Linked DNA regions of Mus musculus: region 1 is linked to region 2. Evidence: chromatin loops called from intact Hi-C (ENCODE). Cell type or tissue: heart. All regions are shown on one strand.

Region 1 (8,000 bases), 260 kb after region 2:
CAAGAGGCTGAATTTTAAGACCTCCTTTTCCCTCCCAGTTTTTCTTCCTAGCTTGTGGTCTGTAGGGTGGTCTCTTTCCTTATCAAGAACTGATCTCTAGAATTCAAGGAAAGGTGAGGAAGAAAAGAGGCCACAAGGCTGCCCAGAGCTGTTTTCAGGAGGTTGCTGTAAGAACGGCCCATGACAGAATTCGGCAGACAGTGCCCCCTTTTGAAACAGACCCTGTTGTCCTTGTGTGGGAGGAAAGGCCGCTGGAGTCTGTCCTAGTTCTATCGAGACCACCGAGGCGGCAACAACCCAGATTGCAGAGGTCTGCTAGCGGCCAAGCTAGCAGGGAGTAAGGCCACCAAAAATCTGCAAGTCGGTATAATGGCTATCACACGAAGCATTTAGGTGAAAGCTGGGAATCTGGAACAAAGCTGGTGAGGAACAAACAACAAATCAGTTGCCATCAGTAATGCCTGCGAGTGATGGGATTGGGGGGCCACAGATGTGTCCCTCCATCCAAATGTAAAGGATGCTGTGGGCAGAAGCCAGAGAGAGAGAGAGAGAGAGAGAGAGAGAGAGAGAGAGAGAGAGAGAGAGAGAGAGAGAGAGTTACAAACCCAGTGAAGGCTTCCAGGTGGTCTGGACCCAAAGCCAGGCAGGCAAGCCAATATCCTATCCCTAAGTATTTTTTTGCTATTCAACAACTAAGTGACCTCAAAAACCAGGGCCTTTTCTCCTTGACCCAGTTGCTGAGGGTTTTTTAAAGGTTGTTTTAAATTATTTGAAAAACCAATGCCAGAAAAAAAATATTAAACTTCATGGCTTGCTTTTGTGGAGAAGAGTATTCCTTCCTACAAGTCTTTTGCTGGATCCTAAAGCTTCCTAGACATCATGTCCTTGACACTCTCCTTTGCTTCCTTCTTTTGGCTTCAAGAAAATCAGACTGCTCTTTGTAGCTGCCTGCCTCACTTTTATGGTGGCCCATGAATAAACTTTGGTGGTCAAATTCAAGTGCTTAGGCCCACAGCTGTCTTCTCACAGGAAGCAGATACCCCCCCACCCCCACCTCTCTCCAAGGCTGTGCAAAACAGGACTTAGGGGATTGATCCCCACCCTGCCCTGAAGAGCAAGAAGAAAAAGTAAGAAAAACCTAGTGGGAAAACGGGGGAAAGCAGGAGCCAAGACCACCCTCATCTCTGCAAGAGATGGGGTACCTCTGGCCTTCTTCTTGCTGGCTTCTATGACTGTTTGGGGAGCATTTTGCCTCCAGTAAACGCAAGTTTGATGAGGTCAACGCAAACCCCATAAAAGCCCCAGTCCGTTGTTCACCACCATTATAATTAAAAACGTTGCCCCCAGCTCCTCCTATAAAAAAGACTAAAGGAAAGGGGAACTGCAACAGAATCTTCTGTTTCTGGTCCCTTCTCTACAGAAATGCCCCCAATCTAGTTATTTACCTTCAGTTATGATCTGGCCAGGACTAAAAAGCACAAGAAGCAATGCCTATCATTAAGTGCAAACATAGGGAAGCACTGGAAGTCTCTTCTACAATATTGGAGACATCCCCACTCACCCACCCACACAGAGAAGGTGACTATGGTGGAGGCAGATTTCACCGAAGTATTGTTGTAAAGTCTGAGTAAATGTGGGCAGGTAGAAAAGTTGAGGAAAAATGGATTTGGGAAGATATATTTGGAAATAAGCTAGCCATTTCTGTCTTTCCTGTCTGACTGGGGCTTTCAGTGATTCATCCTTCAACAAAGAAAATCAAATTAAATACACTTTAAAGCGGGAAAACCAATCTGAAGGCGGCCCTGAGGGTGGGGGAATGGTTTAGACTACCTTTGGTTTTGTCTAAGAGTACAGGGTTGAGTTGCTCTTTTCTAAAATGTTATGTCCTGACAGCTCCTTCTTAGGACCAAGGTTACTGCTGCTTTCTGTTTGTGCCAGTTGTTTGGGCACCATGGATCCAGCCCAGAACATTTCCATAAAGTTATATTCAGATGCCCAGATGTATGTTGTAATAGCCAAAGGGACTGGAGGTTTAAGGAGTCATTGAGTATTCCCCTATGGACACAGCGGTCCAGCAAGGAGGGTTTATAGACTTGGAGAAGGGCAGGGTTGGACTGAGATGTAGAGAAGAAATAGGAGTGAAAGAGGCTGGGGACTTCAGGCCCTACCCTGCCTACTTTTTGATTGGTATTAGAGATAGACACCTCTACCCACCTAAGCTCCCCAAATCATTAAAAAAAAAAAAACCTCTCCAAATGTAGTTCCCTTAGCATACATCCTGCCTGGACCTTATTGCCAGCCTTCTTTTCAGCCTATTAGCTGAAGCTGAGCTCCCAACCCGAAGGGCCCCAGATAGAGAAGATAGATGACTCTCACTCTAAATCTTTTTCTTTGGGGTTTGGGATTTTAAAATCCACAGTGAATGTAGCTTTCTGCACATTGATTGACAATAAAGGCAGGCATGAAATATTCACCCAGGGCCACTCTCTCATACTAAATATTTAACACAACATTAGAGAAGGTTTTTCCCAGACTTCGCCAGGCACCGGCTGGGCGGCTGGCGCACTGCTCACCACTGGTTTATGACTAATAGGAGTCCCTAGCCAGCGGCAGCACAGCAAGCTAGACAAAGTTGGGACACTGGCTCATAGCTGGGCTGCCTCACCTTTGGGAAACTTCAGATACTCTTCCTGGGAGCCTGTCCTATAAGGGAGCGCACCTTATTCTGGTCAGGAAAGTAATATAAAGGACTTCTTATGAACAAGCTCTGATTCTTCAGGTAGAGGGTTAAGAGTCCCTGAAACTTGTTGGGAAGCATCCAATATTTCCGGGGAAATCAGGCAGGAAAAGACCCTTTCTTTTACCCCCCGCCCCCCAGCTTGTCATAAGGAGGGGACCAAGACCCCGAAACGGAAAACCCTTCTCCTTCCCCCAATCCTAGGGGGGAAAAGAACAGCAGTTAAAAAAAAATACAATTACCCCCTCCCAGCCACCGCCCCCGCCCATCCCACCGCCCACCCCACCCCAACCCTCTCTCTCTCTCCTCCTTTTCTCGCTCTGTGGAATGGAGAGGAGGGGAGTGACGAGAGAAAAACGAATACAAATCTGCAATTGATTTTCATAATGTTTCTGCGGTGTTTGCAAACCAATCGCCTGAACGTCCCCGATCTTACCTAAGAGAGAACCCCTCCTACGTCTGCGAAGTGCTCCGAACTGATATATGACAATATCTACTTTGGATCACGTGCTCGGGGAGAGAGACTAAGACGGATAACGCGTCATCTCGCCTTCCCAAAATTTCCCCCCTCGCTAGATCGGGTCCAAAACCTCCAGCCGGAGGAGGCAGGAGAAGAGAACGATGTTTAACTCGGTCAACCTGGGCAACTTCTGCTCGCCTTCGCGCAAGGAGAGGGGCGCTGACTTCGGCGAACGAGGGAGCTGCACCTCCAACCTCTATCTGCCCAGTTGCACTTACTACGTGCCTGAGTTCTCCACCGTCTCTTCCTTCCTACCCCAGGCTCCCTCTCGTCAGATTTCTTATCCCTACTCAGCCCAAGTGCCCCCGGTCCGGGAGGTCTCCTACGGCCTGGAACCGTCCGGGAAGTGGCACCATCGGAACAGCTACTCGTCTTGTTATGCGGCGGCCGACGAGCTTATGCACCGGGAGTGCCTGCCTCCTTCCACAGTCACTGAGATCCTCATGAAAAATGAAGGCTCCTACGGCGGCCACCACCACCCCAGCGCCCCGCACGCGGCCCCCGCCGGCTTCTACTCCTCAGTCAACAAGAACAGCGTCTTGCCCCAAGCTTTCGACCGCTTCTTCGACAACGCCTACTGCGGTGGGGGAGATGCGCCCGCCGAGCCCCCCTGCTCCGGCAAGGGCGAGGCCAAGGGGGAGCCTGAGGCGCCCCCCGCCTCGGGACTTGCGTCCCGGGCAGAGGCCGGTGCTGAGGCCGAGGCCGAGGAGGAGAACACGAATCCCAGCTCGTCCGGTTCTTCCCACTCGGCGACCAAGGAGCCGGCCAAGGGAGCCGCCCCCAGTAGGTAGCAGCGGCCGGGAACCCGAGGGCAGCGAGGGAGGGAGCGGAGAGGGAGGGCTGGAGTAGTGGGGGGGGGCAGGGGAGCGCGGACAGCCTCGTGTTTTGGGTCAGTCTGATTTTATGTGGAGTTTTATAAGCATTCAAAGGATTTTATTATAACCTACAAAGCCCTCTCTCCCAACGACTCGACTTTTTACGATGGAGAAGGGGTGGGGAGGGAGGGAAAGGGGCTCTTTGGAAAAGCCGGGTGAGCCCCCCTCCTCCGTTATCTCCCTCGGTCTGTGAAATTTTTAAAAGTGCCACCATTGCGGGCGATATTAACTTTGATCGTGAACTTAGAGGAGCGTTTAAGAAAGGATGGGGAGTCGGACTGCTGGGGGGTTGGGAGGGAGGGGAGGGGTGGAGGGGGAAAGGGGAGGGCGAGGGACAGACTGGGAGAAATCCAGAGAAGGGGAGAGGTAAGGAACAGAAGCGACGCGGCAGAACTGGAGTCCAGGGAAGCTCTCCAAGGCCGCTCCTCTTCTTTTTAAAACGACTTTTAAAAATGTTCAAATTACGTGTTCGCGGGTCTTTGAGAAGAAACCGGGGCAAGCCGGGGTTTGGCGGTGGCAGGAGAGTGGGGAAAGAATCAGAGATTCCCTTGCTCTGCAGGGGAAGGTAGCGGTGGCTCTCCAGGGTCCGAGGCCTCTCTCTGGGTAGGCCCAGCCTGACTGTACGCAAGCCTGGGGCAGGCAAGCGGCTGGGTGTCCCAGGGCGCCAGGGCACCACAGGAGGCTCGTAGGTGTCCTGCTACCTCTACGGGCTAGTTTGCTCCCGATTCCTCACTGCTCTCTCCTGATCTCACTCCTTCGCGCCGATTCTCCGCGGTTCCCTCCGATTTCTGGAGGAAGGGATCCTGGATTTGCAGAAGCATTAGGAGGGCGGCTTGGAAAGGGCAAGGGCAGCGACCAGGAGCAGACAGAGCACCCCAGGGAAAGCACGTGGCTCAGGCAGGCTTTCCTCCACCCTCAGACCTTGTCAGCTAGGGCTCTGGCCTGAGGGGCAGGGGGAACTAGGTTCTCAGTGAACCTGGCGGTGGGATCAAGGCTTGCCCCAGCGCAGCGGATACGGAAGAGGAGCCGCCGGCCTAGAGGGAGGGCTGCCCGGCAGCGGGACTGGGAGCTGTGTAGCTGAGCTTTCAGCGACTGGGTTGGCTGGGGTCTCCCGGGGTCTCACGTGTCTCTTTCCCCTCTCCTCGCACTTGCCCTTCCCCTCCCTCCAGACGCCCCCCGCACCCGCAAGAAGCGCTGCCCTTATTCGAAATTCCAGATCCGGGAACTGGAGCGAGAGTTTTTCTTCAACGTGTACATCAACAAAGAGAAGCGGCTGCAGCTGTCCCGGATGCTGAACCTGACAGACCGACAAGTGAAAATTTGGTTTCAGAACAGGAGAATGAAAGAAAAAAAACTGAGCAGAGACCGGCTGCAGTATTTTTCAGGAAATCCACTGCTGTAACTGCAGACCTGACCCTTTGGGGTGGGAGGGAGGGAAAGAGGGAAATTTATTTTATTTTATTTTATTTTTTATTTTCTAACTCGTCTTTTTTTTTTCCGCGGGTGGAAAACTGGACTGTGGCCAGGGCTGGCCCCCCAATGCCGTTACTGGCACTTCCTTCTAGAACCTCCTTGGCCTTGGGTCTAATTCACTGTAGGGAACAGAGACCCAGCCTGGAAAAGGAGGTGAGGGAAGTGTCTGACCCGTGGTTAGTGGACCCCGTGGCGCCAGGGCCCCAAGACTGTTTATTTAAAAGAAAATACACCTTACAACAATGTCTTGCTGCTCGGATTGGGTGAGAGGAGGGGCGGTCACAGTGGGCGCCAGAGCCGAACAATCCTTGAACTCAAGTCTTCCCTAGCCCAAGTGAAAAGATCCACTGAGCCACCTTGTCTGCAAGACCTCCCAGGCTCCCCGCCCCCACCCCACCTTGCCCCAGGGTTAGGGGGCAGCTAAATGTGATCCTGCCTTGCTGTGAAATCCCTGTACGTTTGACCTGGTGTTAGGTGTGCAAAGTCCAAATCCTACCTCCGTCTGCGCCTGGCCCCGCCTGAGCCTAATTGTTCTCGCCCTAAATGTGTAGACCCCTCTTTTGAAAACTCCTACCTGGTGCATCGAATTGTCCTAACCTTTTCCCAGGCAGTGCCCCACCCCCACCCCTGCGGGTTTATTGCTAGTCTATGAAGTTCGTACCTCTTTTAAAAGAAACAGGATTGAGGTGGAAGGGGCATAGGAAGATGGGGTTGGGCACCTCCCTCTAGCTGGGGTCTGCATTTATGTAAATATTTTTCATAAGCCTCTCTACCTGGAGAGGAAGGGGGAGGCTGAGCCGGAGTGAGGTTCTAATCACCCATCTCTATCCATGTGCGTGAGTGCGTGTGTATGTGTGCAATCCCCACCCTACTCCTGTCTCAGAGGGATTGCTGTGAATTTTTTGGTGGTAAATAAAGATATTTCATTCTGTTCAATATTATGATTTTATTTGACCTTTTTATTAACCCCTCTCCTCTTAAAACCCCCTGTGCTCCCAAGACAGCAGAGGTGGTGGTGGTAGTGATAGTGGTGGTGATGGTGGTGGTGATGGTGATGGTGGTGGTGGTGGTGGTGGTGGTGATAGTGGTGGTGGTGATGGAGGAGAAAGAGGAGGAGGAGGAAAAAGAAGGGAGACAATTGGATTGGGAGAACCTGCTGCTGAAAACTGGCCTTCCCGAGGTGAGGCAGGCTAGTACGGGAGACATTAGTGCTCAGCTCCAAAGGCAGGGGCAAGAGGCAACCAAGGGTTGCTCCAGCTCTGAAGCAGAGGACATTCTATGGTTAATCCTAAACTCCCTTTTCTCACGTGCAGCTCAAGCTGCATCCAAATGCCCAGCAAACGCTTCCTGTTTAAGTACACGTTTGTTGGGGAGTTAATTGTAACCATCATCAAATTTAAATTTATAGGAATTTTCTTGGCTCCACTACCCTCCTGCCAGATGTCTCCCTCTGTTGCAGTCAATTATGTAGAACTGAGGGTAGGATTCTCTTTCTCTCTCTCCTCTCCTCTTCTCTCCTCTCCTCTCAGGTGTATTAGAATTTTAATATACAATTTTAAAGAAAGGGGAGAAGAGGCCAAAGCAGCCCCTCTCCTGTCTTCTTCACAGCCACTAGAGGTGGGAAAATGGGGCCCATCCCCTTTCCCTTTGGCCCAAATGGTCAGGCTCCTCCAGACAGAACTAGACACCTAGGCTGGGGCCACCCTAACTTTTATATGTTAGCTGTCCCAGAATAAAAAGCTTCAGAGATGCGATTTTTAGGGATTAGCAAAGAGGGCACCATGGAAGGGGTGACCTAAGGGACAGTCTTCATGCCAGCCTGTATTTGTTGCATGTGTTTCTTCAGTTGAAAGTTAACTAATCCTTTCAGTTCTTTCAATAAGAACACTCATCTATCTTTTTTTTTTTCTAATTTGTTATTTGGGGTAAGGGGTTTAGGACAAATTCTCTCATTTCCCTTCTGTCTTTCTGACCTTATGGAATTCCAAGATAATGTTTTCATCCATGCTTGTTGAATGAAGGGGAAAAGTACCCTGGGTTTCAAGTACAGATAATACTCTCTGTTTTGATGGCAGAGATTCCTGAATCTCTAATTTGTAATTGTGTGGCACGTTGAGATTTGCCAACTTGGGAGTATTGTGACTCAAAAGCTTTTGCATACTCACAAACATTTTAATATTCAAGGTGTCATCCTTCTGTGTGCTCATGAGGAGGAATATAGTTTGTGTACATTTGTCTGCATGGAACAAATGTGACGTGATGTGCCCACTTATGTCCTTCGTCTCTGGTGTCTGAACAGTCAGTATTTAATGAATGTAAACAGGAATTCAACTGAGGGTTTTCTGTGTATTTGTGTATGGGGGCATTTCTTGAGATGGGATATTTATCTACTATA
Region 2 (8,000 bases):
AAGTCCTGGAGGGGCTGGCCTTGCAGATAGGCCTTCTTTTCTTTGGCTCACTCTTTCCTGACCTACACACCCCTTGGAGCTCTCCAGATTCATCTCTATGGGAGTGAATATGGGAGTTCTTGTCAAAGTGCCTTGACTTGGAGATGTCCGGGTAGGGAAGAACAAGAGGAAGGAGTCCTGAGCCTGTGGGTTGGGAACTGTTGGGAAGAAATAGGAAGTTTGGGCATTTGGCTTTTGATTTTGCTACTTTGGAAAAGGCCGTGTCTCTATCCATCCCCGCCCCCCCCCCCCAGCTCCCACTTACCCCCAACCCTCTTCACAGAAATCTTCAATTCTTTGCAACCCTTCACAGCAAGACCCTCCAGCACCGCAAGGAAGCAATTCATCCCTTCAACATATGGAAATCAAAATAGCTGTAGTCGGGACTGGGAGGTAGCTCAGAGGTAGAGCACTTGCCTGCATTGCATGAATGACTTTGTTCAATCCCAGTACAGTAAAAAGGAAGCACAAATAACCACTACCATGTTAGTGTGCTTAAAGTGTGCTGGCAATGGGCAGACAGTCGCCTCCAGGTGCCCAGGGGTCGCTAGAGCCTTTTATGCCCTCTCTACTCATCGGATGAGACTACCATAAAGAAGTGTTCATTTCTGATTGCGTGGGTACAGTCTGTCTACATGCTGCAATGTCCCCCAAATATGTGATGGCCATTGATGGGGGGGGGTTGTGGTAAAAGCTACACTGAAGGGTGATGGGAAAGAAGAGGTAAGAGAAGAATCAAGACCTGAACTTGGTCTGTCTTCACGACCTGATGCTGCCTAAGAAGGGTCTCTGAAATAGAAGTCCAGTGACACATTGCCCTACCCATCAGGTTTATCTGGGCACATACAAAAGTATGGAAGGCTGGTAAGAATGTGAAAATTCTGAGGAATTTTGGTAAGAGTATCCCTCTTTTGGTCACTGCATCTGGGTAGTTGGGTAGTGGTTAACAATGCTGGTAATCCATCCTCTAATCAGCTAGGTAACATTTATTGAACACCTACTATGTGTCTTGATTTACCACAGCCTCCCTTTCACACCTTATCCTTTGGTGAGATGGGTACCTATACGGGTTGTCAGGTCCTGGACAGGGATAGCGGCCCAGGGGGAGAGGGGGTGAAGAGGTGAGAGCCCCTTCAGCGTCCTCACAGTGCTCAGAAGCTGCTGCAGTAGCGGCTCCAGATTTACAGCTGCCCTGGCGCTGATGCCATAAAAGCAAACGATCCTTCTCTGTACTAATTTCTGTGTAATTAGATCTCTCCTGGCATGGAAAGTGGGAAGTGGGGGCAGCCTGGAAAGGAGGGTGCCAAGGACTCCTCACAGAGTCTTTCTTGGGAGAAGGGGCTTCAGGACATAGATGACTTCACATGGGTTGGATACCTGGATCTACATGCACCATGACAGAGAAGAGAATGCCAATGATGCATACACAGAGACAAGAAAGCAGCTAAATCTTGACACGTCAACACGGCAAAGCTCAAGATGGGAACAGAGGAACCTGGGGTAGTGTACAAACATCTAGAAACCAGAAGAATATCTCCTGGCTATAGCCTGTGTGTGCACAGAAGGTATTGCAATTCCCAAAGGAGAGATAAATACAGAGCAAGGCTTGAGCAGCAAAGAATTCCTGCAGACCCACCTACATTTGCATCCACATGTACAACACACACACACACCCCTCTGCATGAGAGCATACGCACACCTCTCTTAATCAAGAGCAAAGTTTATAGGCGCTACACCTAATAGGAGCTAAACAAATGTTTGAGTGCTTCCTCTATTGCTTGCTGTTCACTCTTCCCTTAGAGGAAACTAAATGACAAATAAGGCTCTTTGCTTAAGTAAGATTTCTTTAAGGCGTTTGAAGAGGGAGCTTATGAAGAAAAAGATGAGGATTGCAAAAGAAATCAAGGCAAACATAGGGATGCTTAGAGACGGAATGTCCCCCAGACTCTTGCTTTTCCTTGGGAGGAAGAAAATCTCAGAGAAGCAGAGACTCCCATAGTTATGATTGCTGTCCCCCATTCCCATTCTGTGGTGACAAGCAAGGATGTCGGGTATGGCAGTAATGCTGTTTGGAGCAACACTTGTGCTGTGCTAAGTATTCATCATCCACTCAAGTATGCTTGTAGAGGGACCTCAGAGGGCCTCTTACCCAATCTCCCTCTGCAGCCTGAATCTCTTTCACGGTAAGCTTGCCCAGGAGTCAGACAGCCTGCTTCAATATTCCTGCTGAAGTGCAGCTCTGTACTTCATGCACAGTCTGCCCCTGTCACTGGACAGCTGTAGGGGTGAGGATATCATTCGGTAGAAGTGAAATCTGTCTTCTCTTTAATTTCAGAATATACTAATCCTAACTGCCTGTCATCTCTCCTTGAGTTATTCTAATGTTTTAAGACCGGTTCAATCTAAGCATTAATTGCCCCCCCCCACAATGGCCATAACAATTAGGTACCCATTGGAAAATCAGAGATTTTGATCTCCGCAGATGACTGTCATGTACTTATCTTAAGCCCTTGTTCTAATGGGTAATTTCTGATTAACCTGAGTAATGGAAATGTATCACAATAAAGGAAGATTTGTCATGCCTTGTTATCGCTTCATAAGGCCATCTTTCCAGATACCTGCCATAACATCGGGGTACTTCTATCCCAATAAAACATGATCATGATGTGCGTGGCTAATAAAAAGGAAAAAAAGCCATGTATTAAAATATGTTGAAAATGATTTGCACGAGTGGTGTAAATACAAACTACCATCATCACCATGGTCAACAGCATTCCCATTTATTTGCCTTTTGAAATCCCTGCCTGACCTTGACAGTGGGAGGGAGAGAGAGAGAGAGAGAGAGAGAGAGAGAGAAAGAGAACAGAGTCATAGAGATAGAGAGACAGACGGAGAATTTAGAATTTATTAAATACTTAACATTATTAGGAGCTGTGCTCAGCATGCCCCTTATATGGGGAAACTGGGTTCAAACACCACGAATCACTTGCAGGTTTTTGGGGAGGGAAATAGACAATTGGGATTATAACCCAGTCTGATTTCAAACTAGTCATCCTTTACTCTTCTTCTTATGGACCGGTTAACAGGTCTCTCACCCCTGCAGAGCCATGCTGAGTGGTTCTGTGTTATTGGCATGGAGCTGGTGGTGAGACAGGCTGGGCTCTACACTCTGAGTTCTCCAAAGAGTAGTTGGGAGTTTGAGAGCTTGAAGTTCCTTTAGGCTCAGTCTTCTATTCAGTCACATTACTGCCTTCACTTGGGGTGCCCGTACCCTGTCAAATGCAGAGCTGTACACACTGTTATATTGTACACTGATGTAGTCACAGAAAGGTGTCCTGGCTAAATGATGCCCAGCAGGTCTCAGGAAAACCCTGAGTACCTACCTGCCTCCCGGGCTCGCTGGTGCTGACGCGAAGCGCCAGCAGGGGTCGCCGGCACACCAGGAATTACTGCTTTCCAAGTCGTCTCCAGTACCAAAAGGAAGGAGGAATGTTCCTCCTTCGTTGCTCTTCACCTAAAATCTTTGGCTGACCCCTCCCCTTCCCCTCCTAGCCTGTTACAGTCTGAGATTTCTAAGGTACAGCCGAGCAGTTACCTCTCAAATCAGCACTCTGCCTTCCTGAACCCCAAATTAGATAAGGGACCAGGAACTGGGCTATTGGTGGCCAGATAGCAAAGAAGAAACCTGCAGCCCCCAACCTCCTGGCTCAGCCTTGGGTGATAATAAGGTCACTTTCCTCCTCTCAATACTTCCCCAAACCTGCCCTGGCATCACCCACTAGACATGGCCCTGACCATCTTTGTCTCTCCCGATATCCACGTAAGCATCAATCTCAATCCTCCTCAAACCTCCCAGGTCTTTAGTCTACTCATTTCTGGTGCTATCTGTGATCAGTGGTTCTAGGCGGGAAGCCACCCATTGGGGGTACAAGAAGTGGACCTGCCTTACAGAGCATAGAGGGGCCAGGTGTCTGTTTTCTGCAGGGAAGGGGTTCTGTCCAAGAAGGGCTGTTGTAGGCAGTTTTGGCTGTTTGCTGGGAGGGGTACTTCTCTGCTCTTTTCTACTCATCTCCCCTCCCTTGTTGTAGCAACAGTGCCCTTGCTCTCCCACCCCAACTCTTTGCTGATTCCCTCCCTTCAACTCTTGGAGCTCAGTGATTGGCGGCTGCCTGCTGCAGAACAGGCTAGGTTTATGGCTTTGCGGCAGCTGGGGAGAAAGCAAGGCCAGAGATAGAAAAATGGAAATCAACCAAGAAAACGGAGAACAATGACAGAGAGAGACACACAGAGAGAGAGAGAGACACAGAGAGAGAGACACAGAGAGAGAGAGAGACAGCGAGACAGAGACAGACAGAGACAGAGACAGACAGGGAGACAGACAGAGACAGAGAGACAGAAAAAAGTCCCCAAGAATATTGAAAACTAAAATGCTCGGAGGGACCCGTTGAAGCAGAGCCACTGATTTAGGCCACACAGATGGGATAGAGAGAAAAATAGCAAGAAAGATACCAATCTAGGATAGAGATATGCTGAGCTTCCAAGGCAGGCTGGGGAATTGCCAGTAGGCTGGCCCTTGTGTGTATTTAAGGTCTCCAAAGATCATTCCATGATACAGACCAGAGTAGACGATCTTGCTGTGGGTTCCACTTTCCCCCACGAGAGTGCTGCAGTTCAGTCATCTTCATGGTAGCCTCCTCCATGCACGTCTTCCTGGAGTTTTAAAGCTGCTGTAGAAATGTCCTCCTTGAGAGCAATTGGATTTAGTGTAGAAGCATCTTGTTCCATGTTCCTTGAAATGAATAGGGAAGGGCTGTGAGATTTGGAGGGATTTGGGTATTACAGTCTCCCTTGGTTGGGCATGAATAACTTGCGATGTCGTTACTCGGCCTGTCTTGGCCTCAGCCGACACACACCATGTATACCTTATAGTTACTTCTGTGATTTTGTTAAAATATAGGCTTCCTTAATGGTAGGACCCGTGTCTGCCCTTCTTTTTAGTGTCTATCAAGTCTTGTTTTTGTTCATCAAGTGAGCCAGTGAATGGCCCTGGAGAGGTTTAAACAGAGGGTGGATGACTACCAAGGAGGGATTAGTCCAAGGAATTTCTGCACTGAATGGCAAGCTGGGGATTTGTTGCAAGGAGCCTATCTATGGTTTTGAGGTTCTGTGAGTCTTTTTAAACAGAATGGAGTTTACTCTTCAGCTTTCCTTAATCCTCTCAATCTGCAGGGTGAAGGGACAAAGTGGGAAGCTGAGAATTACAAAGCACAGACTGTGAACCGAATTCCAACAAGGAGCGTTGTCCTTGTGGTATCTTCTCAGTGACTTCCAGGGAGGCTTGATCTGCATTTTCTGTCAAGGGATCAGAGCCAGGAATGTTTTACCGAGGTCAAGGGATTGGGAAATATGTCATATCTGGGTTACAGGAGTGCCTAAGAATGCAGTCTGAGAGGAGTGTGATGACACGTACCTGTAAGCCTAGTTAGTGCTTGAAAGGCCAAGGCAGGGGGATCTCAAGGTCATCTAGAGCTATAGACTGAGCTCCAGGACAGCCTGCATGTGTGTGTTCATGGGTGTGTGCACATATCTGTGTTCCTGTGTGTATGTGTGCGTGTGTGTGTTCATGCATGTGCATTCGTGTGTGTGTGTGTGTGTGTGTGTGTGTGTGTGTGGTGTATGTGTGCATGTGTGTTCATATATGTGTGTGAGTTCATGTGTGTGACAGTGTGAGTGTGTGTTCACGCATGTGCATTCTCGTGTGTGTGTGAGTGTGTGAGTGTATGCATGTACTTAGTGAGATACTTCCTCAAAATACAAAACTGTAACAAGAAAAAGAATGAAGATTTGTGCATTCCAGGCATTTGTCTTTCTGCTGGGGAGACATTGGGTGTTTGAGGGTGAATCAGAATCTGGGGAGTCTGGGCATGTCTAGGGCTCCAGGAACTAGGTCATTACTAGAACTCATTTCTACCAATTTGGGAAATTTTTCACAGTTACAGGTAGGAAGAAAAGAAAAGAGAAAAAGGGATGGAAATATAGGAAACAGGGAGGACATGTTTCCTAAATCCAGGTTTGTAAGGCCAGTTCTGATCTGTAAGCCAGGAAAACACCATTGCATGTGTATATGTATACATATACATGTGTTCATGTGTGTTGTATATGTGTGTGTTCATGCATGTATGTGCACATGAGTGCATTTATGTAGTGCGTATGTGAGTGAATATGTGTGTTCATGCATGTGCATTCATGTGTGTGTGCTGTGTGCTCATGTGTGTGAGTATGTACATGTATGTGTGCGTTGTGTGTTCATATGTGTGTGTTTGAGTGTCTTATGATACTTGGAACGGGTAAGACATCCATGCAGTTGGGCAGCCCTCCAACAGGGGTCCTTTGTATTTCCTTTATTTTGATATAGACCTCACTAAATTACTCACAATCTTCCTTCCTCAGACAGATTTCTGAGTAGCTGGGATAATCTGTGTGTGCCACCACAGTTAGCTGAAACTCACTTTTATGAATTAAGACATTTCTACTCTCACCTGAATAACAAAAGAAAAAAAGAAAAGAAAAGAAAAGAAAAGAAAAGGAAAGAAAAGTCTGGGTGACAAGAACAGGAGAACCCTGGAGACAGCACAACATAGGTGGAAGTCTGCCCTGACTGTGGGGTTGGGATTATGTGGCTCAGGGGCACGCCAAGACTGAATCTTCCAGGTTAGGATGAAGCTCAGTTGGCAAAGTACTTGTTGAACACACAAGAAACCCTGATTTTTATCTATAGTACGACACAAAACCAGGTGTGGTAATATGTGTCTGGGATCCCAGTCCTCAGGGAGGCAGAGGTAAGAGTGGTTGCAAGCATGAGGACCTGAATTTGAATTCCTAGGTCCACATAAAAGGCTATGCATGCCTGTAACTCCAACATGAATGAACACAGGCAGATCTGGAGAGCTTACTGATCATCCAGCCAGCCTCACCAAAATGGCCTATAGGTCAGTGAGAAGCAACAGGGAGACACTTGATAAAGACACCTTGCATCCTGCTCTGGAGCCTCAATACACACAAAGTGGGCACATTTGCACACATACACACACACACACACACACACACACACACACACACACACACACACAAGAAAGAGAGAAAGAAAGAAAGGAAGAAGAGAAAGTGAGAAAAGAAACAAACAAAGAACAAAAGAAAGACTGGAGTCTTGGAAATTTCATGTATTTCTCTTCCTGATAAGAAAGATGATGATAGTCTGGGGACACAGGGAAGTCTAGGCATGTCCTGGCTGTAAGGGTCCTGTTCTGTAGTGGATCTTAGGCTAGTGCTGTGTAGTAGAAACTTAACTGTGGTCATACACATCATGTAACATTTCCTAATGACCTCATTTAAGAAGCAAAGATAGTCCAGAGTAATATTTGTTTATCCACCCTAGTTATGATCCCTAGAGATGAATGACTATGGTTTGAATGTGTCCTCCCAAAATGTATCGCTTCAATCTGAATATATATAATGTTTTGAGACTCTACTTTTTGTTTTTAAGTATTAAGTCTTTGAAATCTGTTATATACTTACACACACATCCTGTCAGTGTGGAGTGGCTACAGTTCAAACATTCAGTAATGTAGTAATTGTGGCTGGTGGCTTCCCTAGTGAACAGAGCAGGACTTTAAATCATTTTAGCTTTTAGGCTTGGTGGTGCCTGAAGTCTTAACTCCTAGAGAGACTTGAGGCAGGAGTCTAAGGCCAGCCTGGCCAAACATAGCCAGACCCTATCTCAAAGAGAAAGAAAATTAGTGTGTTCCACACCCTGTTGGCAGGAGAATCTCTGATGTTGGAGTTCTAGACATTTTGATTTCTACTCCTTTGGTTTTGTTTTGTTTTGTTTTGTTTTGAGACAGGGTTTCTCTGTGTAGCCCCGTCTGTCCTGGAATTCACTATGTAGGCCTCAAACCCAGAGA

What was found. Peaks named below come from ENCODE experiments on the same cell type or tissue, not always from the same donor. Only the 100,000 strongest peaks of a DNase experiment are listed, where the experiment ranks them.
Region 1: it touches region 2 in a loop (2.4-fold over the local background); 3 of 42 quality-filtered maps call a loop at or near these places.

The regions. Positions count from the first base shown.
Region 1 is chr15:102,951,168-102,959,167 of GRCm38, forward strand. It overlaps Hoxc11 (homeobox C11), which reads left to right and starts at 3,359. Exons shown (of 2, transcript NM_001024842.1): 1 at 3,359-4,040; 2 at 5,302-5,534. The coding sequence starts at 3,359. The coding sequence ends at 5,534. RefSeq lists an enhancer at 7,724-8,000. In heart, no CTCF peak of the experiment used is centred here; no DNase peak of the experiment used is centred here; H3K4me3 peaks cover 657 bases; H3K27me3 peaks cover 7,899 bases.
Region 2 is chr15:102,694,928-102,702,927 of GRCm38, forward strand. No RefSeq gene overlaps it. Among named protein-coding and RNA genes, the nearest start is that of Calcoco1, 23 kb to the right of the region's middle. In heart, a CTCF peak has its summit at 3,465 (motif pointing right); a DNase peak (open chromatin) is centred at 3,494; H3K27me3 peaks cover 5,112 bases.